Regions from separate parts of the Mus musculus genome. Here region 2 is linked to region 1. A link is a loop called in an ENCODE intact Hi-C map of the cell type or tissue named here. Cell type or tissue: gastrocnemius. All regions are shown on one strand. Links, peaks and the distances in the headings refer to the core of each region. The heading gives the core; the rest is flanking DNA. Region 1 holds the start of Polr3k (polymerase (RNA) III (DNA directed) polypeptide K). Region 2 holds the start of Rgs19 (regulator of G-protein signaling 19).

Region 1 (12,101 bases), core at 1,319-9,318:
ATGATTTTTTTATTAAATTGTTTTGAGAATTTTATATGTGAATACTATATTTATCTCATTCTCATTCCTCCCTTTCCCCCAAACTCCTCCTACTTACTCAAATTCACACCATCTTTTTTGCTTTCATTTCTTCTCTCTAACCCTAACACTAAACCCCCAACCCTAAACCATAACAGCAAACTCAACCCTAACCCTAACAACCCTAATAATTAACCCAACTATTAACCTTAACCCTAACCTCCTAGCCCCCTAACAATACCCTAACACCCTAAAAACACCCTAACACCCTAACCCTAATCCCCCAACCCTAACCCCCTAGCCCCAAACCCTAACAACCCTAACACTAACAACCTTAACCCTAACCCCCTAGCCCTACCTTATCCCCTAACCTCAAACCCTAACCCCCTAGCCCTACCCTAATCCCCTAACCCTAATCCCTAACCTCAAACCCTAACCCCCTAGCCCCAAACCCCTAACCCTAACCCAAAACCTAACCCTAACCCCCTAACCCCAAACCCTAACAACCCTAACCCTAACCCCCTAGCCCTACCCTAACCCCCTAACCTCAAACCCTAACCCCTAGCCCTAACCCTAAACCCTAACCTAACCCTTACCCCTTAACCCTAACCCATAGCCCTAGCCCTAAACCCTAACAACCCTAACGCTTACCCTACCCCCAACCCTAAAACCCTAACTTTAAACCCGAACCCTAACCCCCCTAACCCTAAACCCTAAAACCCTAACCCCAACCCTAACTCCCTAACCCCCCTAACTCTAACCCTAACCCTTAATTTTAACCCTTAAGATAGGAAAAGAACTCAGGGTAGGGTTGGGAAGATGAAATATGTGGGTAAAAGGCTCGGTATCGCAAACCTGTTTGATACCCAGAACCCACAAAAAGAAATGCAGATAACCAACTCCACAAAGTTGTCCTCTGATCTATGCATGAGTGTCGTGACATGTACTCATCACTACCCACTACCACACTTATATGCACTAATAATTTTTTAAAAGATTAATTTAATGTGTATGAGTACACCGTTGCTGTCTTCAGACACACCAGAAGAGGGCATCGGATCCCATTACAGATGGTTGTGAGCAATTGTGTGGCTGCTGTGAACTGAACTAACCCTAACTCTAGAAGAGCAGCCAGTGCTCTTATACCACTGAGCCATCTCTCTAGTCCAATAATAAGTTTTAACACATGACCTTTGAGTTTAACTTTTCCCAGCTGTAAGTCTATAACTCACAAAGATAGTTTCTTTGTTGACAGTCAAAACTTAAACCTTAACTCCCTTGTAACGTGATATATTAAGAACTGTTTGAATCCTTGTTATCTACAGAATCACTCTGTGATCTGAAAATAGGGGTGGGGGTGGAGTATTACTGAACAATCCTCTTAAAAGGCCACCCAAATCATAAACATGGCTATTTTTAGGATACTTGACCCAATTATTGTGAAATTCTTTTCTGAGGCCTAATCCTGTTGTGGGAAATATTAAAAAGAACGGCAAGTTCCCGAAAGGGGTGTTCTTATCTCAGCAGACTCCACCTGACTCGCCAAGTTCTCTTGGGGGGTTGTTGCCACACCAGCCCATGCAATGACCACCTACCTCCAGTTAGCTGTCACAATTCCTAGTAACACAGTAAAATCAAAACTCTAGAAGCTTATAATTAGTCAGATTTATATATCAATAAATTCTCAATTCACAAGATACCCACACAATAATTTCAGAGTCAATCGATGATACAAGCTGCCCACCTAGATTAGACAAGTTATCCCAATTATTCTATCCCTATACTACAGCTACCTGTGGCTATTTAAAGCCACGCAGAATCTGAATTGTCCTGTTTGTCCTCCATTTTCTTCCTCCTCTTCTCCTCTGTGGCTCCCTATCTCTACAACTCTGTCCAATCACAGGCTTCTTATTGTATTAATAATTAAATTAATTGGACAGGGAAAATCCTGCTACATAATCAAAATACCAGCTTTGCTGAGAAAAGTTTACTGAACGAACTGAGATTGACGCAGGCAGAAGCATGGGGCTTTATCTTCCCTTCCTATACTGTACCATCTTCTACTCCCACCAGCAAGGTGAGAATGTCCTAACCCTCACCAACAGTAAACATCCTCATTCTTCCACACACCTCTGCCATCCAGTACAAGAACTGAGGCCAGAGCTTGGCATATACAAGTGCTTTAATACTCAATACACCTCATTCAAAGAAGACTTCGTGGCTCTACTTTGTAACGGAGTTATTTAAAGGAGATAAGCAACAAAGTTCCAAAGGCTTGAAAGCAACCAGAGATCAAAAATTTCAAAGTCAGCTTTGGTTTATGAATTATTCATCTATATCACTATTTAAGGATTTTGAAAACATCAGATACTCATGGGAGGAATCTGTTATTTTAGATTTCCTTACTAGCTACATTTCTTATCATGTGTAGAACTGTCCAGTTACACAGAACAGACCAGGACTTCCCACATACAAATATGTCCACCTTACAGAGCAATACCATTAGTGGTTTCAACAAATATGCAACTTTTCTGTTACTCTTGTTTGTTAGAGGAATTCGTGCTTGTGAGCTCTCTGAGATACTCTCAGACACTCTCATCTGAAGTTGGTCCATATATAAGCTCATTCTTCACATAGCCTTAATATGTAACTTTTCTAAATTTATTGAGGTTAAAATAGATTTTTGGATGGGGTTCAAATGGGGCACAAGCTCTACTGTAGACCTTTCTCCAAATCAGGTAATAGAAAATGGTTTTGGTTACTTTTTAAAATTCCTATCAAAATCATCCAGAAAGTCCAACTCACAGAATAGTTTTGTTTAGTTATTAATCATACAAGATGAATCGAGTAATTCCAGACTTTTAAAGTGATTTTTCAGTATCTTTATAAGTATTTTTCATAATTTCTCTAGAAAGAAAAAAAGGGCTAGAGATATAGCTCAGTTGGTAGAATGCTTATCTAGCATGCATGAGGCTTAGAGTTTAATCCCCAGAACTGCATAAAATGAAAATAGTTCACATGCCTATAACCCTAACACTTTTCCAACAAGAGGCAAAAAGATTAGAAGGTTCAAGGTTATCATTGGTGGTCATGGCACACACTTTTAACCCCAGCACTCTGGAGGCAGAGGAAGGTGGATCACTGAGTTCAAGGTTGACTTGTCTACATAACAAGGACAGCAAGGACTACACAGAGAAAACCTGTCTTGAAAAACTAAATAATAATAATAATTTTTATTTTTACTGACTATAAACCAAGTTCCTAGTTTGAATGGTAAGGAACAGGACCTGAACCCAAGTGAGCATCCTTATGTGTATCTCCCAAGGACCTGACGGCCCCTATACATCAAGGACTTTATCTGTTAACTTGCAGATGAGTTATATTTCACCCTGATCCTTCACCACAGAAAAGTCAGCTTACTATCATATAGCAAAGACCTTCAGTACACACAAAATTCATGCTTGCAGCTGGGCAAGTCCTGCCCTTAATCCCTCCAGCGATGTCCACACTGAGCATTGCAGCACTTATAGAAGGTGGTCATTGGCTCGTCTGCAGAACGCGTCTGAAGCTGCATGAAGTAGGCACGGGGATGTTCGCATTTTGGACATGGCTCTGACAAACAGAAAAGCAAGTTATCCACATTACAAAAACATTAAGTGTGGGTAAACATCTCATCTCCATGCTCAGCTAGACTCCCTTATGGTCTCCCTTACTCCAGCTAATGGTGAGTTTGCCAATAGCAACATCCTTCCCACAGCACATCAATAATAAGGAGACTAGAGAGACCTTGTTTTATAAAAGCAACAAAAGCCTTGAAATTTGAAAATGAGTAGATGTTTAAAGGTTTTTTTTTTGAAACCCCCTCCCCTTCTATCCCTGGGTTTCACTTCCCTTCTCAAATCTGGTTGAAGAATGGCTGGAAAAGCATGGGAAGGGTCTATTATAGTCTGTTTGTGGGAATGTAACAGAAATACACACCCACTGAGGTAGCACACAGCTATAATCTAGCACGTGGGAAACTGAAATAAGAGGCTTGCTATAAAGCCAGCCTGGAATACATAGGGAATTCTACCTTAAAGATAAACAGATTAAAAACAAACAAACAAAAATTTTAAGCCTCTACTAATTCTCAACTTCCAGGGCTTTTGTTGCTTTTATAAAACAGGTTCTTGAGGAAGGCCTCAAAGTCACTATGTAGCTAAGATAAAATTGAACTCCTGATTTTCCTGTGTCCATCTCTCAGTTGCACTACCACACCTAGCTAATGATAACTGTTAACATAGAAGATCTGTATATTCCTCTATAGAGGAATCACGCACTGCTACTCCTTCTAAAACAGCTACTATTTAAGGTCATCTTCTTTCATTCCATTATCACATTTAAGTCTATCAGACATAAATCAAGATGTAAACATTACTTTTTAATACCCCCAGTTGCACCGGGCATGGTGGCGCACGCCTTTAATCCCAGCACTCAGGAGGCAGAGGCAGGCGGATTTCTGAGTTCGAGGCTAGCCTGGTCTACACAGTGAGTTCCAGGACAACCAAAGCCATACAGAGAAACTCTGTCTCGAATTTCCTCCTCCCCCCCTTTTAATTTTTTTAACATTATTTTATGTGCATGTTTTGCCTTCAGGTATTCCGTGAATCATGTTCATGCAGTACCCTTGGATGCCAGTAGAGGGCATGAGATCACCTGAAACTACAAGTACAGAAGGTCTGAGCTGCTATGGAAGTTGGGAAGGAAATCCAACTTAACCACTGAAATCCTACCCAACTATTTCTTGGTTGACAGACTGACTGAGGCAGGGTCTCATGAAGCCCAGATAAGCACTGAGCCTTCTGCCTATACCCGGAGAGCACCAGAATTATAAGCTTGAGCAACCATGCTTCACCCCTAGTTACAATTTTTTTTTAATTCATATAATAAAAAATAAAATGAAAATAAAAGACCAGGGCTGATCATTTTTTCAGTGTTGGTATTTGAAAATACATACAACATAACTCTCGAGAAGCCTACACCTGCTAGAGCATGGATCTCTCTTTCCCTCTCAACAGCTATGTTTACATCAATGTTGAAACTTTTTTGTAATGAACTCCAATTTTGCTTCAAGAAGAGAATATGCACCAGATTTATTTTTAATTATACTTTTCCATATCTGACTTGAGAGTCTAAATGAAACAACAGTTCAGGTATCCGTATGGTAACTTTCCTTTAAAGAATACTTGAAAGAATCTACTTTAAAAAACATTTAATACAGCCAGGTGGTGGTGGCATATGCTTTTAATACCAACATACGGGAGGCAGACAGGTAGATCTCTGAATTTGAGGCCAGCACAGTCTACAGAGCAAGTTCCAGGACACCCAGACTACACAGAGAAACCATGTCTCAAAAAACAAAATCAAACAGCAACAAAAATGTAAAACCTTGTTTAGAGTTAGTGACAAACACTAGCTATTTGTCATTACTTTGTTATTTACATCTTCTTAAATTCTTTTACACTTACACGTACGTACGTGTGTGTGTGTGTGTGTGTGTGTGTGTGTGGTGGATGGTACAGAGTCACAAAAAAAAAGTTTCCATCAGTCAGCTCTCTTCTACTCTCTGGGCTCCAAGAATCTAACAGGTTTGGCAACAAGTGCTTTTACCTGCTGAGCCATCTCACTGGCCCTAATAACAGACAGGGTTACATTATAATAATAAATTTATTATTATTAAATATAATAACGAGTAATAATAAGCAGGGTTGAGTCCCTAGCTCTGTTATGGGAAAATCCTCACCTGCAGTAGAGTCCACATTCTCCCATGCAGCTGCTCCACCAAGCACGTCGTCCACTTCTTTTAGCTTTGGATACTTTCGGTTTGTTACCTAATAGAAACAAGACATCAGATTTGAAGTAATTGTACAGTTTTACAAGTGGGCCACCAAACTACAATCTCCCTCCAGCATTCCCTCTACAAAATTTATCTTCTTCAAAGAGCAGTGTGAGTCACTGAAATGTAGGGGTCTTGTGACTGGGATGTCCCCCAAAACAGCACAGAGGTTCAATGTCAAAGGTCTCTAGAAACAGAAGGAAACACCAGACAGAGCAGGAAGAAAAATCAGCCTAGTAAAACCTCACTCTTCTCTCATACCCCTCAGACACCTAATAATCCAACAGGAGTGACAGACATTTAACTGGGTATACCAGCACTCCCCAGGTCATTTTGGCTGCTTTCCTAAGTTTATCAGGCATCCTTCTAATTTCGAAATTATGTCACAACTCATCTTACCACAAATCCAGACTCTAAACTCCTACCATACAGCTCTAATGAGCAAACATTAAGAATGAGATGTCACCAAGGCCCAGTGGTGCACACCTGCAGTCACTGAGGTAAGGAGGAACAAAACAAGAGTTGAAGGGTACACAAAACACCAAGGGCTAGAAATACAGCTTTCTGGGCTCCAACACAAGCACCACACACACAAAATAGCAACAAGGATATAAAATATTAGAAGGCAATGCATTCTGTGAAAAATATAAAAGGAATGTGGATAAACTGAAAGTGCTGGGGTTTGGTTTGTTTCCTGTGCCTGTGCGTGCGTGTGTGTGCGTGTCTATGTGCTATGCAGCCCAGGTGAGCCTTGAACCTATTCTCCTGCCGCAGCCTCTCCAAGTGCTAAAATTATAGACATGCACAAACAGCCAGAAGGGCAGGAATCTAAATAAGGTAGCCATTATTTTAAAAGAGGAGAGGGAGAGAGAAAGGAAGAGGGAAACAGAGACGCATACATGCACACATACACGGGGGTAGGGGGTAAGGCGGAGAATGAATAAGTGTGATATGTGCCTGTGTAAGAATGACTCGGGCAAAAGGAAGGACCTAACAGTACTGCGTACATGGTGAAGATTCTCTAGAATAACGACAGGGGCTGGGAGCAAAAGAGCCACAAGAAGAACCCAAGGATTTCAAATCAGAGGCGAGGCGCGGACTGGTACGCCAAGGACAGCACGAGGGGAGTGTAGGTTTAAAAGGTATGAACTAAAATTCTCACAATTTTCGGAGTATCACAAAGTGGGCAACGGAGAGCTAGAGGGGGGTGGGGGGGCTTCGACGTGGCCGGAGCGACGCCACTGGAGCAGCGACTGCTGGACTTGGGGTACCACCGCAGCGAGAGCACAAAAGCCTGCAGGAAGGTCTGAGCGCGCCGACGCTTGCTGTGCCTCCCAGAAAGCAGAGAAGGCACCCGTCTGTGGAACTTACCTTACGGGTGATATTATGGACGTAGGGGCAAGTGTTGCAGGCGAAGCGATGGCAACGCTGCCCCTCCTCCACAATGAGTCCGTTCCCGCAGCCCGGGCAGAACAACAGCATACTGCCAGCTTCCACACCTCGCTTCTGTCTGGCGCTTCCGTGGTGCAGGCGCCCAATCAAAAGCCGTCTCACTTGCTCCGTAACTGGCAACCCGGGATCCTCAAGACGTTCCCAGTAGGCACTGCGGCGGGCAGCCTCGCACACTCCATTGGTCACCGCAGATAATCCTTTCCCATCCAGCCAATAGCATGCTGCCTGCACGCCCAGCCCTGTCGTTTCTGCGCGTGTGCACACGTCTCCCTAGCTGAAACGCCAAGAGGACTGGACCGATAATGCTGGCACCACCAGAGTACCCAGGTGAGAGGTTCTGGGTGATGAGGAGACACTTGCCGCACTCCGAGCCATGGACGTGTTACAGGAGGATCATGCTGCTCCGCAATATTCTCATCCGGAACGGACAGAAAATAACCAAATGTCCCAGGAACACTGTCCCCATTGTTAATACTACGTCTCAACTGCTGTCTGACTGACGTACGATATCCTATCTGGACCTGCCATTCCTCCATCTGGCCATTTCTTCACCTAGTTTCATTCTGCCCTTTCACTTACACAGCTAGACTCAACCCTGCAGGTAACAAATACCAGCAGCTCCTTTTCACAGACGTCCAGCTGACTCTTTTATCTCATTTCCTATAGACATTTATATTTCCCAGCTCTGGCTTCTCAGATTTCTTTGAAACTCCTTGCCTCTTTAATCCTCTGCAGTCATTCTGCAACATGCACATGTATGTGTGTGTTGTTTTCTGTTTGCTTTAACTATACACAAACTAAATATCCAGGGAGAGGAACCCCAATTGTGAAAATGTCACCATAAATTGACCAGTAAATAAGTCTCTGGGGGCATTTTCTTGAGTTAAAATTGGTAGGAGAGGGTCTAGCCCATTGGGGGCGGTGTCACCACCAAGCCAGTGGTCCTGGGTGATATAAGAAAGCAGAATGATGGGGCTGAAGAGATAGTTCAGCTGTTGCTTGTTCTTATAGTGAACACTGGTTTAATTCCCAGCACCAATATGGTAGCTCACAAACGTCCATAACCTCCAGTTCCTGAGAATCCAATGCCCTCTTCTGACCTCCGTAGGCACCAAGCACGTCTTTGGTGCACGAACAAGCATTCAAAAAAAAAAAAAAACAAACAAACAAAAACCCTCATACACTTAAGTAAGTCTAAGAACAAAATGGAGAGAGAGAAAAAAGCAATCTGAGAATCTGAGTAAATCATGAGGAGCAAACCAGTAAGCAGCATCCCACCATGGTAATGGCTTCTGTTTCTGCAGCAAGTTCCTGCATTGACTCCCCTAAACAATGGACTCTTGACATGTAAGCCAAATATTTATGGCTAGTTTTGTGTCAACCTGACACAGCTGGAGTTATCACAGAAAAAGGAGCTTCAGTTGGGGAAATGCCTCCATGAGATCCAACTGTAAGGCATTTTCTCAATTAGTGATCAAGGGGGAAAGGCCCCTTGTGGGTGGGACCATCTCTGGGCTGGTAGTCTTGGTTCTATAAGAGAGCAGGCTGAGCAAGCCAGGGGAAGCAAGCCAGTAAAGAGCATCCCTCCATGGCTTCTGCATCAGCTCCTGCTTCCTGACCTGCTTGAGTTCCAGTCCTGACTTCCTTGGTGATGAACGGCAGTGTGGAAATGTAAGGCAAATAAACCCTTTCCTCCCCAATTTGCTTCTTGGTCATGATGTTTGTGCAGGAATAGAAACCCTGACTAAGGCAAATTGGTACCAGCAGAGTGGGGTATTCCTGTGACAGCCTGACCATGTTTTGGGGAGGACTGTGGAAGGACTTTGGAACTTTGGGCTAGAAGATTCACTCAGTGTTAAGAGCTCTGTCAGATGTTGTGTAGGAGCTTGGAAGATAATGTTGAGAACAGTGCAGAAGATGGAGGCCTGGCTTGTGAAATTTCAGAGGGAAAATTAAAGACTCTTCAGAGCCATTGCTATTTTGGAGTTTGATTATTCTGTGGTTCTGGTTAGCTGGAGCTGAAGAATCAGCTGTGATTAACAAGATACCAGAACTACTAAAGCAAAATCTTTGCATTACTGGCACTATTGATGCTGGTTAGCTGGAGCTAAGAAATTAGCAGTGATTAAGAAGAGACCAGCATCGTTGAGGTGACATCTTCTGGGAAGTGTTTTCTGAAAGCACAAAGAAGTTGTGTTCCAGAGATAACCAAGGTTGTACTCCTGCTGCAGTGGGACTTGGTAATGTGTAAGGGTCACCCAGGTGGTACTGGTTTTGAAGGCATGAAGGGGTCACGCAGAGCAGCTGAGGCTCGGCACTGTGAGAGGCCATGGAAGGCCATTGGTGAAGGTGCAGCCTCAGTTGCAATTGACAGCCCAGGACTGAAGGGGTCATGCAGTGTTTTGGAGATGCCAGTACCATGAGATGACCACCAAGAGCAGCAGCAGTGGAGTACAGGCATCTGGAGCCTAGAGGATGACGTGTGTGCTACAAAGGGCATAGCTGAAGAAGTGGCCCAAGCCCTTGGAGGAGCCCAGAAGATCGTGAGTTGGATCCCAGACATTGGATGGTTGGAGATTGATTTTTGCTTTTGATTGTGACTGTGCCCTGATATTTTCCCTCTTTAAGGAAGGAAATATTTTAGTGGATCCCACAGTTAAGAGACTTTTAATTGTAAAAAGACTTTGGACTTTAAAAGATATTGGACATTTTAAAGGGATTGACTTTTAATATGTAAAGACTGTGGGACTTTTAAAGTTGTTTAGATCTTGGGGATGAATAAGAAACTAAGGGTTGAGGCTTACTAGTGATGTGTTTGTGTATCAAGTTGACAAGGGGTCAATTGTACTGGCTAGTTTTGTGTTAACTTGACACAGCTGGAGTTATCACAGAAAAAGGAGCTTCAGTTGAGGAAATGCCTCCATGAGATCCAACTGTAAGGCATTTTCTCAATTAGTGATCAAGGGGGAAAGGCCCCTTGTGGGTGGGACCATCTCTGGGCTGGTAGTCTTGGTTCTATAAGAGAGCAGGCTGAGCAAGCCAGGGGAAGCAAGCCAGTAAGAAACATCCCTCCATGGCCTCTGCATCAGCTCCTGCTTCCTGACCTGCTTGAGTTCCAGTCCTGACTTCCTTGGTGATGAACAGCAGTATGGAAGTGTAAGCAGAATAAACCCTTTCCTCCCCAAACTGCTTCTTGGTCATGATGTTTGTGCAGGAATAGAAACCCTGACTAAAGAAGTGTTTTATCATAGCAATAGAAACCTAATTAAGACAGGTATATTTACTGTGTGCTGTGTAGTGTGAGATTTGATAATAAATTCATAAAAAAAAGAAAAAACTTCATTCCAGCCAATATTACAGAGTAAAGCAGGAATACTTTACAGTTGATTTCATTGAAACTGCTATATCGGGGGCTGGCAACATGGCTCAGCGGTTAAGAGCACTGACTGCTCTTCCGAAGGTCCTGAGTTGAAATTCCAGCAACCATATGGTGGCTCACAACCACCTGTAATGAGATCTGATGCCCTCTTCTAGGGTGTCTGTCTGAAAACAGCTACAATGTACTTACATATATTAAATAAATAAATCTTTAAAAAAAAGAAACTGCTATATCTTGTGACTTTCATGTTATTAATTAAACCCTGACATTGTAAAGACACAAATATATTTGTCCATTTCTGACATAGCACACTCAATGCAATAAGCCATTTTACTAGGTGTGTATGAAATATATTGTCAGCCTTAAATATATATAATAAAAAGGTTAAAATTTACAACTAATTTATTAATTTTTTGAGGTTTTATTTTGCCTGCATGTATGTCTGCACCACATGCATGTAGTGCCAGCAGTGGTCAGCCAAGGACATCGGATACCCTGTGACTGGAGTTATGGACAGTTATGAACTACCCTGAAATTGGTGGAAATAGAACCCAGGTCCTCAGGAAAAGCAGACAGTATTTTTAATAACTGAGCCGTTCCTCCAGTCCCCTAATTTATTTTAATAAAGATAACTCTGAATGCAAAAAAACCTTGGATAGTTAAGTGTCTCTGCCTATTCCTAACACAATCTAGACTACATTCTATTGGCATGCATGTTGGAGCTGGGAAACAAAATATCACTAGACATGGCTGCATATGTTCTCTCATCAGCCCAAAGGTAAGCTCCAAGTCACACTCTCTAGGACACACAAAAAAGTGTCCCTCAGATTGACAGGTTGGAAACTGACATGGGCATAATGGCTTTCCATGAACATGGAGTGGGAGCTGTCATGAACTGTGAATGTAACTTTTATTCTCCTGTATTGTCGTCTCAGAGGCTTACTGCCCATCTGCTAATCTAGGCCTAGTCTTGGAAGCTTCTACCCTCTGTACAATCTAATTTAGGCCTAGAAGGTTTTCAGCTTCTGAGACTTACTGCTGAATAAGCTCACCTTTCTAATTCTGAGCTCTGATTGGCTGGTTCAACTCAGCTGTTTTGGCTCAAACTGCTCTCCAAGCTGACTGATTCAACCTGGCTTTTCTCAGTCTCTCCTCAATTGCTCTGCTTGGCCTCCTACTAACTTTGACAATATGTTCTAATCTTCTGGTACATTCTGTCTTTATCTGTGTTTTTCTCTTCACAACCTGTCTCTGTAAAAACTGTCACAGGAAAACTGCCTCCTTCCTTCTCTCTCTTCTCATGAGAGTTAGGTATATCATAGTCTGTAAAAATCTTCCTCCAATTAGTCACTTTTTCTGCCACTCAATTAGACATCA
Region 2 (12,101 bases), core at 2,397-10,396, 180 kb after region 1:
AACATGGATGCTGCCTCTCCTTCAGCCACAGCCACAGAAGCAAGGAGATGTTGGTGGGTGGGCACTCCTTTCTCCCAACAGCCTGCAAGTGGTGCCCTTCAGTGCCATTAGATGTGGGAGGTTACTAGTGTGGAAAAGCACAGGGATGAGCCTGCCTAAACACCAGCACCCCCGGAAATCTGGGCTGTCTCCAAAGTTAGGGTCATTCCATCTGAGGACTGGGGTGGCATTCTGGGAGGGGGAAATGAGTGCAAAGCCAAAACTGGCCTTTAGAGAGTCCAGTTGTGCCCAGATGACCAACAGGTTGAAAATGGGGTGCTCTCTCCAAGATCCCTGGATGGTGGGACAGAAAACCCTCCCACTCCCTTTCACCGGAAACAGCCTCCTGTGCCCACTCATCCACCAGACACAGGAAGGAAGCTACCCATCCCATTCTGACCACTGGACTCTGAAAAAGCCCCTCATTTCTGGGCTGCTCATCTTCCTCCTCTCCACAGCACTGGTTCTTTGCAGAACCTGTGGCCTCTTGGCCTCTTGGCTCCCAGTACTTGTCCTCCTTTCCAGCCCCTCTCCATCAGGCTGCACAGAGGTGGAAGCTGCAGAGAGATAGACAATTGTCTGCTCCTGCATGGGGGCTCCCACTAGCTCTGCATGAAACAGAGAACAGGAGGGAGGAAGAGATCAAAACTGTGGTCCAGAAGGCTCTTACTTGCTGGTGACCAGTTCCCAGGGCTCTGTTTCCTCAGCTGGTCTTCTCCCGCTGCACATGACCCTTCTCACTCTCTGTCCTGCTGCTGCTCTAGGCCTTGATCCAAGCCCAGACTGCAGCATTCACAAATCAACAGGAGCTCTCAGGAGGAGGGGAGGAGATTTCTGACAGTGGGAAAGACCACAGAAGCAGGGAAATGGTAGGTTTGTACACAGGTATGGACAGGGAAAAGGAGACAGTCTCTTCATCCAGCAAAGATGGTTCCTCTCACACACAGATGTAGATCTCTAATGACCGTCAATTAGACCACATGATAGCCAATGCTGGGCTCCTCTGGCCAAGCTCTAAACCCCAGAATTTTGTCTCTTAGAGATTTGCTAAGTGAAAATTTTCATCTACTTTGTAAAGTCATACCACTGTTTCACCCCTTCTGACCGTGCATTTCTTCCTGAGGGTTACTGGAATATGCCTAAGGTCATTGCAGTCAGTGTCCCACACAGCGAGTAACCCACATAAGCACTTCAGAACAGGGCTGAGAACAAAGACAAAGCACTCCAATGACACAGGAGCGCCACACCAAATGTCAGACCAACTTAAGAGCACCTCTGGATCTGTATACCAGTGAGGGACTAGGTGTACAGAGGCAGCTAGGAAAGCCGGCATAGGATCCCTCTGTCTGAAGGAAATCTTGCAGGAATACAAAACCTGTGCCCCACGCACCATCAGGTGGGGCTTGTGAGGACCTAGGGGCACTGCTCTCAAGCAGAGTTTATTGGGCTCCAGTTCAATTCCCGCTGGCATCGCGTGTTCAGTGCTCCTGCTCTCCTTCCTGGGTTTAGAGGCATTCTCTGTGCTTAGGGAAAGATGCTAATTGTGTGGTAAGCAGATGTAAGGTGGCAGAGAACAGGTAGACAGGCAGGTAAAAGGAATTAAGAGGAAAGCATACTGACTTCTACCCACGGTCATGCCCACACCAAACACTGCAGAATCAGGTTTGGTTTGTGGCCTCCATCAGGTACTCATCCATGTCTACTGGGCCTCCATGTTCTGACCTGTGTCTACCTTAGGAATATTATCTAAACTAAAGTAACTTCCTGTTCAGATGTGCTTAGCCTCTACCTTACTTAGGAAGCCGCCAGCGTGGCAGCCAAAGGGTTCTGTGGTCAACTCATAAAGCCCCCCTCAGAGCCTGGGAGTCTCTCACCCATTGTTCTCTCTTCATCCTGGACCCCTCAGCATCATGGCAACATCCTGTCTCCTCACCTTTCACCCCATCCCTTTCTTGCCTGTCTCCCATTCTAGTCCACTGCAGTCAGTTCAGTTAGTCTGCCTCTGCCCCACTGCCTGAAGAACTCATGTGAAGGATCTCCTTTGCATCCCTGACTTAATATGTATGATGTAGTATGTGAGCATTAACAACTTGTGTGACTGTGTGTCCTGTGCTGGAACCACGAGCCCCAACGGACCACTATGAACACTGGCCCAAAGCATGCTGGGATAATGAACTAACTCAATTTTATACCCAATGACAAAGGATCTGAAGAGTTGACCAAAGAGCAAGGCCATTTGTGGTAAAGGCTATCTTGGAGCAGTTTGAGAGTTCAGAAGGGACTCAACCAGGCCCCAGAAACATTCGGGGTGATTTGATGTAAGAACTTGCTTTACGCTGCAGTCCCTGAACCTCCCTTTCGGGCAAAGTTCGAATGCAGAGTGACAGACTCTTAATGCTACGTTACAGACTAGCCTCAGAAAGGCGAAGAGTCGGACCAGACGGGGCAGTACCACAGGCCAGTCCTTCCCACAGGCCTCTTCTAATCCTGGCGAGCCAAGTAGCACACAGGGCTCAGCTCTGGTGTTCAACATAAAGGTTGGGAAAACCCAGCTAACAAGAATGGAGCGCCGGCTCAATCCACTCTCTGTACGACTCACCCCTCAGGGTCACCATGCCACGCTACCGCGGGACGACACGCCAGCCGCGGGTGGGGCACAGGAGCCGCCGCGGGGCGGGGCACTGCGGGCGAGCAAGCGCTGGGGCTCGAGGAAGTCCCGGCCCCTCTCTTTGGGGAAGTACCGCGGAGGCGCCTGCGCACTGCGCCCCCTCCCCGGCGACCAGCAGGACTTCGGAGCGCGCGGGCGGCGTGACTCGGGGACGCGGCGGTGAGTGCTGCGCCGGACCGTGGACGGGCCCTGGCGATATAGATGCCGGCTCTGTTCCCGGACTTCAGTGACCGGTCCACGTGGATCTAGGTCGCAGTAGGACCAGACCCACCCCTTGCGCGTGGGGGAGGGAGAGCCGCAGCAAGGTTCCCCTTTTTCTTCAGCTCAGAGCGTTGAGAAGTGATTGCTCAAAGGTGGGGGCCGGAAGAACCCAGGTTTCCGCGTCTCCTGCCCGCTAGCTTGGTGGGGAGGGGCCAGACGAGACTCCCGACCTGCCACCTTACCCACCCTTCGAGTTGGGTCCGCTAGCAGTTGGCCCGGTGAGCCATAAGGGTGAATGCTGCATCCTCGGCCCCATCTGAGCGGGGACTCCGTGAGCCTTTCTACCTCGTGCCCGGGAGTACGTCTTGCTGTCTGACTTAAATCCCTACTGCTTTAGAGCACGCCCCTTCGGCAGCCAGGGTGGGGCCCAGTCCGAACCTGGCCCTCCCGCCCCCATCTGCCTTTAGGTCGCTGGTGAGTTGGGCGCCATGGCGAATTCCTTAAGAAAGGGGTGGGGGCGCCAGAGACAGCAAGAGGGACCGTGAAGGGGAGACCAGCCTTCCAGACAACCCCACCTGCAAAAAAGCAGGAACTGGGTGGGGGCCTACCATTCCACAGGTGGGCTTGGGCAGCTGGGTTCGCCATGGTGAGAGGCCGGCCCTGCCATGGAGGTATAGGTAGGACAATGACAGTGTTGGATGGAAGTGAGAACGGATCCGGTCAGTCCTCCTCCCAAAGGTTATGACTTTTTTCCTGGAATTTTTTTGGTCTGGGTGGGCTTGGGCATTCTTTTTGCTTCTGTAGAGCAACACTGACAGCCATTCACCAGAGAGCTTCTATCCCCAGAGACCAGATTTGCTGAATCTGGCCTCTTAGCATAGACTTGGGAGGCCAATACCTGGGAGGCTTGGGGAGGAAAGGAACCCTCCAATAGGCATGTGGAGCAGGACAACCCTGATTCAGACTCTAGGCTCTCCTTGCCCAGAAAGGAGGCAGTAGTGAAGAGCACCCTGGACGACATGGGTGGTCCCAACTGACCTTTGATGGGTGCAAGGAGCTAGAAAAAGGGGCAGGGCACCCAGCGTACAGACCCCATGTCCAGTCGGCTGACTGGAGATGGACCCCATGAGGAATGGTCTCTACAGGGTGACAGGTGAGGGATGATTTTGAACAGCATGGAGACCTCAGGCTACCCCACCCCTTTTCCCTAGAAACTCAACTGCTGGAAAGTACAACCCAAGCTACTTGTGTGTCCTGATTCGCTTGCTTGGAGACTTGAGAACCCACCATCTCAGAAAGCCTCAGGTGGTGAAGCTGCCCAGTATACAGAGATCAGACAGAAAGAGGACTAAAAGGCCTCTTCTGAATGAAGGGCTACAGGAGGGTAAATTTCACTGAGAAAATGTGTGCCCCAGGCTGATGAGAGGAAGGTAGACAAAGCAGAGGCTTAAAGCGTGGATGGCTTCCACCTGGACAGAAGTGGGCACAGGCCGAGGAGAGAGGAAGCATTCAAAACTGCCTCCAAGGTGCTGATTGGATGTTGTCGGGGGAAACTGGAATTTGAATCAGTTTTCAGTAGCCTAAGAGATTCCTAGAACCCCTATGAAGGTATGGTCCAACATCAAGAATGATAAACCATAGGAAATTCCACTGAAGAGCCCAAGGCTCCAGCTAAGCAGTGTATCCTCCTACAATGCCAACACCAGCTTCTGTATCCTAGGGAGATGGATGGAAAGCGGGGTGAGAGTGGGGTGTCTGAGGCAGCTGTTCCCCGAGTACACACCTCTCATCAGTGCACACCCCATTTCTCACACTTCCAGGGGTCTTGTTCTGAGTCCTGGTCAGGGATTCGGTGCTTCAGGCCTAGCACCCTGCAGTCATCTGGGTAGCATCTCTACCCAGCTCCCTAGAGGAAGGGAGTAATCAAAATATCTGATACCCTCCATACCCACTTGTAGCTCCAGTCCCCTTGGGAGGGGCCAGGAGCCGGAAATCAAGAAAGAGGAACCCAAGTTTCCGGCTTCTCAGGGACTGAACAGATAGGGGTGTCTTAGAACCTTCTATGGAAGGCCCGGCTGCAGTAGCCCTGTCTCTGACTAGGGATTCTCCACATGGTGTAAGTAATCAGGCTTGGGGGAGAAGGCTGGGGCAGGACTCTGACCACGCCCTGAGGTGGGTGCACAGGTTATAAGGTGGGCCAGCATCACAGGCCCTCAGTCAGAATTCCAACCTCCTTCTTAGATCTGCCAGGATCCTATGCTGCAGTGAGGGTCCAGAGCTGGCACCACAGAATCTGGGCAACCCCCTCCACTCACCCATGCCCACCCCACATGAGGCTGAGAAACAGGTAGGCACCACCCATTTCTTGGGTTCCTGGACCCCTGGGGCTCAAGATATAACCTTGGGGACACAGGCAGTTGGGCAGAGACAGAGGGCCCAGTGAATTCTAGAGTGGAGGTTGAGACAGCCCTCTCTTCCTCAGCACACAGGGCCAGAGGAGGCAGACAGGCCTCCCTCGATGTCCAGCCATGACGCAGCCCCCTCAGGACCTCCCAGTCGCAATCCCTGCTGCTTATGCTGGTGCTGCTGCTGTAGCTGCTCCTGGTATGTGGACCCTGGGGATACAGATTGCCCTGGGAAGACGTCAGGGTATTTGGGAAGGGGAACATGGCTCGTGGGGAGCAAAGCCAGAGTATGCAGTCCTGGGGGTACATGGTTCATGAAGCACAGAACGGGTATGTAGTCCTGGGAGCAGCTCATATAGAGAAGTACAGAAGCCTGGGTGGCATTTAGGGCTCATTCCTGGTCCCGTTCCCCAGACCTCCAGAGGCATCCAACAAACTACTGAGCCCCTGCCACAGCATCATCCTGCCCAGAGGTTGCTGGGCCTTGTGGGCTGGTGGTAGCACCCAGATCCTCTAGGGTGCTTTGCATGGCTCTTCCATGTATGAATATTTGCCTGAATATGTCTGTGTGCTGCAGACAGACCTGGTGCCTGAAGAGCCAGAAAAAGGTGCCGGGACTGAAATTACAAAGAGTTGAGAGCTAATATGTGGGTCCTGAGAATCCAACCAAGGGCCTAGGGAAGATCAGCCAATGCTCTAAGCGGATCTCTCCAGCCCTCTAACGGGCAGTGTGCTGGGGGCATGTTATACTGCAAGAGCAAGCAAGTGGCAATCATATGGTGTCCATGCACTCACCATATGCCTGCTTATGCCACTGAGAGCTGCCCAGATCCTAGACTGTGTGCAGTAGGGACACATTTGAGAAGAGATTTAGATAAGGGAACAGCTGGCCCTAGGCAGAAAGGTATTTGAGATCTGGGAATGTCTGCTGGCAGGAATACAGAAGATGGTAGAAGTTTGACCATCTTACAGCAATCTGGCCCTGCATAGACAGAGGGACCCAAAGTGGGATCTGTTAAACAGCGAGCCGAGCCACCAGGGCTGTGTATAGGCAAGACACAAGGAATGATGTGAATGGCAGGGCTCGCTGAACGCTTGAGCTGTGTTGTCGCTGAGAGAGAAGCCAGGCCTGGTGGGAACTGAATTCTCTCCATAACTTTGGGAATGAGATATACACTGTGCCTGCTGAGCACAGACTGACAGGGAGAAGCATCCCTTGGAAGCAGGGTTCAGGATCCAGGACCACATGGGTACAGACACCCTGGGGGGGCTCTTACATCAGCCAGAGCCATTGTTGATATTAGGTGTGCAGTCTGGATTTTTCAGTGGCCGCAGGAGTGAGCTGGAACTAGGTTGAAGAGTATGGGTTCTACCTACCCAAAGAAAGGGAGGGGTGCCAGGAGCCTGCAGAGTCTGACTGCTGACCAGGAAAGAGGGGCACATTGGTAACCAGAACAGCAATCTGCATAAGCCACTTCAGTGGGGGCGGTAGTGGGGGATGGGACAAGAGGATGTGAAGAAGGTTCACTCTAGGAGCTTCCTTCCTTGTAACAGACTTACTGGTGCTAGGCACCCACATGCAAAAGCATACATATAGCTCAGTGGTGGGTAGAGAACCCAAATGCAAAAGGTAGAGCCACTTTACTTTGCACTAGGAACCAAGAACGGCAACGAGCTTGGCAGGTTTCTCGGGAAAGCAAGCTGCAACCCCTCCCCAGCTGTGAAGTCTGGTGAGTATGGCCACCATTGTGTAGGCATGCATGTATGTGTACTTGTGTGCATGTCTCAGGCCTGATATGGTCTGGCCCTAATGCCTGCAGCACTCCACCAAGCCCTAAGGAAGTACAGAGCTGGGCACAGTCCTTTGACAAGTTGATGCATAGCCCCACGGGCCGCAGTGTATTCCGGGCATTCCTGCGCACAGAATACAGCGAAGAGAACATGCTCTTCTGGCTGGCTTGTGAGGAGTTGAAAGCAGAGGCCAACCAACATGTGGTGGACGAGAAGGCGCGACTTATCTATGAGGACTACGTGTCCATCCTGTCCCCCAAGGAGGTGGGCCAGATGCAGGGATGAGTGGGGGTGACCTGGGGAGGGCACCGCCCCTCCCCCCTGACCTTGGTGCCTGCCACACAGGTAAGCCTGGACTCCCGTGTGCGAGAAGGCATCAATAGGAAGATGCAAGAGCCATCGCCACACACATTTGATGATGCACAGCTGCAGATCTACACCCTCATGCACCGGGACTCGTACCCTCGATTCCTTACCTCCCCCACCTACCGCTCTCTATTACTCCAGGGGGCCCCACAGTCCTCTGAGGCCTAGGTCATTTGTCACACAGATCTTCTACTCCCATGGGCAGCCTAGGGGCTGGCCCTGTCCAACTTGGCTGGAAATAGACTCAGTCCCAGTGGCAACTGCAGGGTTCTAAGCTGTCCTACCCTGCTCCTACTGCCCAGGAAATGTTCTCATGGAGAACAACACCCTTTAGGCCCACAGGTTTATAGCAGGAGAACTGTTACTCCCTGAGAACCAGATGTAGGACCTCAGAGTCAGACTCATATAAAGAGCCCATTTATATTTTATATATTAATTAACTTTAAAGTTGGAAATATGTCCTTACTGTTTTATCAAAAAAGAGACCTTTCACATTCATGTGTACTCCTCTACATTCCAAAGACATGAAATTGTATTCTGTATTTTTTAAAAACAGAAGCCTCTGTTTATCCCACAACTGGGGTAGGAGGCTGAAGAAAAGGATCACCTACCACACCTACAGTGTGCAGACTCTACAGTGTGCAGACTCTACAGTGTGCCACAGGTACTACTGCAGGCCCTGCTCAAGGTATGACTCTAGGAACCAGCCTCAACTCTACAGTGTGTCAGCATCCAACAAAGGCTTCAGATGCAAGTAAAGATTATGGGAGCAAAGCTGTTGTTATGGTCTTTCCAAAGAAACTAGTCACAGTGTCATCTTAATCTTACTGATCCAATAAAACCAAAGCACCTACTACTTTGTTCTTTCAAGTTGCTAGAAACTTCAGCAATTTGAAGCTAGAACTGACCTCAGCTCAGAGACCATCGTCCCCCATGGGTAAGCAAAGTGAAGGCCACCAGGTCCTTAGGCTGCTATGCCTGGTGAGAATGGGTGAACACTGGGCAAGTTCTTGCACCAGCACACATCCAGCATGGTGGGACATATACAAGCATTAGCAATATTCTAGAATCATATGAACAAGTAATCTCTCCAAACATTAGGGAAGCTCTTATCTATTATACTGCCTCACACCAGCTTAGCTCAAGTGTTGTCTGAGCCCAAGGAGGAGAGATCTACAGCAGTGGAAGGACAGGACCCAGCTGAAGCCTGTGTTTAGCCCATTAGGAGCAAGAAAACATTTAATAATGAGGTAAAGAGGGCAAAAAGTGCACACCAGGTGGGCTGGAACAGGGCGTGCCACCTTCAGGGTATCTCCAGAGAAGCTGTGTCCACCAAGAACATTGCAGGAAGGACAGTGTTAGCCATGGCCAGGGTTACGTCAGAAGGGCTCAGCAGAACTGAAGGAAGGCAGAGAAATGTCTGGCCAAAGCCCCACATGACCCGCTGGGGCAGAAATAGGATAGGCTCCATCCCAGACTCCCAAGTGGCTAGCCGGGTATAGTGCACCACCACCACCCCTGTTCCTACTTCAGGCCCAATATGCATTGAGACAGGACTGGGGGCAAGCATTCTGGGCCCACCCACCTACCTTCCATCGATTCCCACACTCGTTGCAGACAACATAGGTAGTCATGGGCTCATCGGAGCTACGGGTCTGCACCTGTATAGGGTGGGTGGCCAAATCCCTGGCTTTGCTGCCCTGATCTGGGCAGTACTGGTCTTATACCCCCTGATTTCTATTGATGATTTGAAATTGCCCAGTGACCTACATCAACCTTCTAGAACTAGACCTATGGAGGAGGTGGATTATCATAACAGAGGCTTCTGTGGCCCTGAACAATTGTGCTCAGTAGAACTGTCTAGAATGTTGGATAAGTGCAGGATTCCCAACAGGAGGGTCTATAAAGTAAAAGGATCAGCAGATATGCCAGTGGCCTTGGCTATATTGGAAACCCAACAGCAAATATTATCCCACAGGGCCTGAGCTGCTCTATCCATCAGGTCCAGCCCTCTGCAGCCTACTGCAGATGATGGCAGTTTCCACAAACCCTAGAGTTGTCTACCAGAGAGATCATCTTAATTTAGTCCCTTCTTCCCAAGCCCCCTTAGAGTCCATATAGCCTTCCCACCTTCCACCTCCGTAGCAGGATCTGAAGGTCCCACAGCTGCTGACAAGCAGCATATTATACTCCAATCCCTACATGCTGGGCATGGCCAAGCCACCTAGCCTTTGCACAGAGCCTCAGACCAAAAGTAGGGACATAGGTGGTATCCAAGAAGAGGATGAGCGGCCCCCAACCTGCGTGTAGGTGCAGTTCTTCTTCCTGCACTTGTTGCAGGTGAACAGGTCAGTCTGTGTGCCACCTGTACGGGCCATCTGGTGCTCACGGATGGCCTCCTTAGTCATGGCCTTGCGAATCTCCTTCAGCTCGTCACTGGCCATCTCCTGATAAAAAGGGCAAAGTTTTCAGCCGACAGCTCTGCAGAAGCAGTCTGCCCCAGCCCTTCCAGTGGCACTCACCTCTGATGTCATCACAGCTATCTGCTGGGGTGTAATGGCACCACACAACACATTCCGCCGTAGACCAGGGTTCTTGGCATCTTTCAGGTTAGAGATTCGGCTCCGCACCCGATTCTTGTACTTCATGTCAGTATTTCCCACGTCCAGGAAGATGCGTGCAGGTGTTTAAGGACCCACCTGAGGTTTCTGAGCTCCTCCCCCTCCTGGGAGTCATATGGGGAATGTTCTTCCCAGGCTCATGGAGATGAATCTACCCACTCAAGACCTGTGGGGGACCCAAGGGCCTGTGGTGCTCTGCCTTCTCTAGGCCCATTCCTGTTTGAGACCCAGATCTATCTAATAGGTAGTCATAGCCCATTTATGGTCCAGGAAAGGTCAAGGGACCACCCAGAAAGGGTACTGGGTAGCCTACCAGTTGTGTTCAATAGCTACAGAAGACGTACAACTCAGTGGACTGTAGACTCTATCAGAAGCCCTTGACCCTATATACCCTGTACAAAGGATATACTCCTCGATCTGAGATGACAGATGCTCACAGTTCACACCAACGGCCACGTGGTCGTCTGTAAGAGGGAACCCTTACTTGTTTCCCCCACTGTCTTTTTCCATCTGCCACCCCTCTGTTTACACAGAGCCCTAGAAGCTAAATAGGACACTTGCATTCCTGGGAGACAGTTCCCAAGACACAGATGTTGTGGTGACCCCAAAAACTTTAGCCTCTTTGCTAGGTCACCATGAGCTAAAAAGAAAAGCTGCCTCTCCAGCAGCTCTGAGGCAGGCAGAGGCCCAGACCACCTCATGGGTCAAAATCCAGATCTTGTAACACTCACGGTCAGTTTGCAGGGCCAAAGTCAGCATCTCTCGGCATTTGTTTCGTACAGCATCACAGGTGATGGGCACTTGGGGAAATGTAGTGATCCTTGGAGTGGATGGGGTCCTAGGTGGATCTGGCTTCTTGCAGCTAAAGAGACAAAGCCTGCTGGACTCAGATTGAACCTGCTGTGCTCAGTTGCACATCTCCAGTAGCTGATGATACTTCGGGGTGGTCCCCTGACCTTTCCTAGGCCACAGGTGATCCCCAGAAAAGCAAATGTAGATACCATGCTGACCTCCGAAGTCTATTTGCTCTATCCTGACAGACCTCTAACTAGGCTAAATGACTTTATCTATCCCTAGTTCAGCCTAGAATGCCTGTGTGTTATGTCTCATCAGAGTAGAGCATTGGCCAGAAGGTCTACAGTGAGTACAGATCACTCCCTAAGTGGATGCCAGCTCCTCCACAGTCAGTGTCTGAGCAACACTCCATGCTCAAAATGGGATGAGATATTCTTGCTACCTCCAGAGTGCTTCCTAAGAGGCCCAAGACATGGGCCATGCTGTGAATCTCTCTCTACTAATGGCAGAACTAGGCAGATAAATCTAGTTGCCGGGAGTAAAGATGAGGTGGGAGGTCACCCAAAGTCAAGGCTTAAACTGTCACAGGTGGCCCCACTCAACACAAATGAAATTGGGCAAGATTTCCTCACATCTGGGCCTAACACAAGACTTGCCCAAAATTAATGCTGTGCCTACCAGACTCTTTCCTCACACCACCTCTGGAAATCAGCAGCATCAGGTGACTTTCTGAAGCAAAATCAACTATACTATTGAGGTCAGGATATAACATATCAGGAATGCTACACTAGAGTCCAGAGCTTAGCCTGTCATGGCCTCAGCCCAGGCTAAAGTAGTCTCTCATCTATAGTCTGTTACTACTAGTGCTCCTAGTCTCCATGGTAACTGGGCTGTCCTGACTACCTTTAAAGCAATGGTGTTGCCACCGAAATGTGGAGATAAGAGCTGTGCACACCTCTAGCTCCAGATAGCATTTGCATAAAGGGACCCATTCACCAGTCCTGATGAGTAGCACAAAGATAGGATTTGAGGAAGTAGGCAAAGGGCTCTGGGGCTGGGCCAGCTCTGTTGGATAGGAGCTACTTAATGAAGGTCTCAGTGATGCCAGTGACAGGCAGACACAGCCAGACATCTCAGATGGGCATGAAGAAAACTAAACAGTGGGACAGTATCCAACATGAAGCTGACAAACCTTGTAAAACTCACCCTGGAGAG

Evidence for each region. A loop is a pair of places that touch in the nucleus more often than their neighbours do. Peaks named below come from ENCODE experiments on the same cell type or tissue, not always from the same donor. Only the 100,000 strongest peaks of a DNase experiment are listed, where the experiment ranks them.
Region 2: a loop joins it to region 1, with 2.0 times the contacts of the local background. A loop is called at or near these places in 4 of 42 quality-filtered maps.

Annotation. Positions count from the first base shown.
Region 1 is chr2:181,859,733-181,871,833 of GRCm38, reverse strand. It overlaps Polr3k (polymerase (RNA) III (DNA directed) polypeptide K), which reads right to left and starts at 7,474. Exons shown (of 3, transcript NM_025901.3): 1 at 7,265-7,474; 2 at 5,801-5,888; 3 at 1,004-3,630. The coding sequence starts at 7,375. The coding sequence ends at 3,503. In gastrocnemius, for the core only: a CTCF peak has its summit at 4,695 (motif pointing right); DNase peaks (open chromatin) are centred at 4,688 and 7,495; H3K4me3 peaks cover 1,943 bases; H3K27ac peaks cover 1,481 bases.
Region 2 is chr2:181,684,644-181,696,744 of GRCm38, reverse strand. It overlaps Tcea2 (transcription elongation factor A (SII), 2), which reads right to left. Exons shown (of 10, transcript NM_009326.3): 5 at 10,823-10,953; 6 at 10,499-10,555; 7 at 9,993-10,147; 8 at 9,771-9,917; 9 at 9,060-9,131; 10 at 8,678-8,868. The coding sequence ends at 8,860. Rgs19 (regulator of G-protein signaling 19) reads left to right here and starts at 2,768. Exons shown (of 6, transcript NM_026446.4): 1 at 2,768-2,866; 2 at 5,150-5,255; 3 at 5,391-5,512; 4 at 6,969-7,043; 5 at 7,134-7,368; 6 at 7,450-8,326. The coding sequence starts at 5,226. The coding sequence ends at 7,638. In gastrocnemius, for the core only: no CTCF peak of the experiment used is centred there; DNase peaks (open chromatin) are centred at 2,776, 3,374 and 6,717; H3K4me3 peaks cover 1,924 bases; H3K27ac peaks cover 1,465 bases.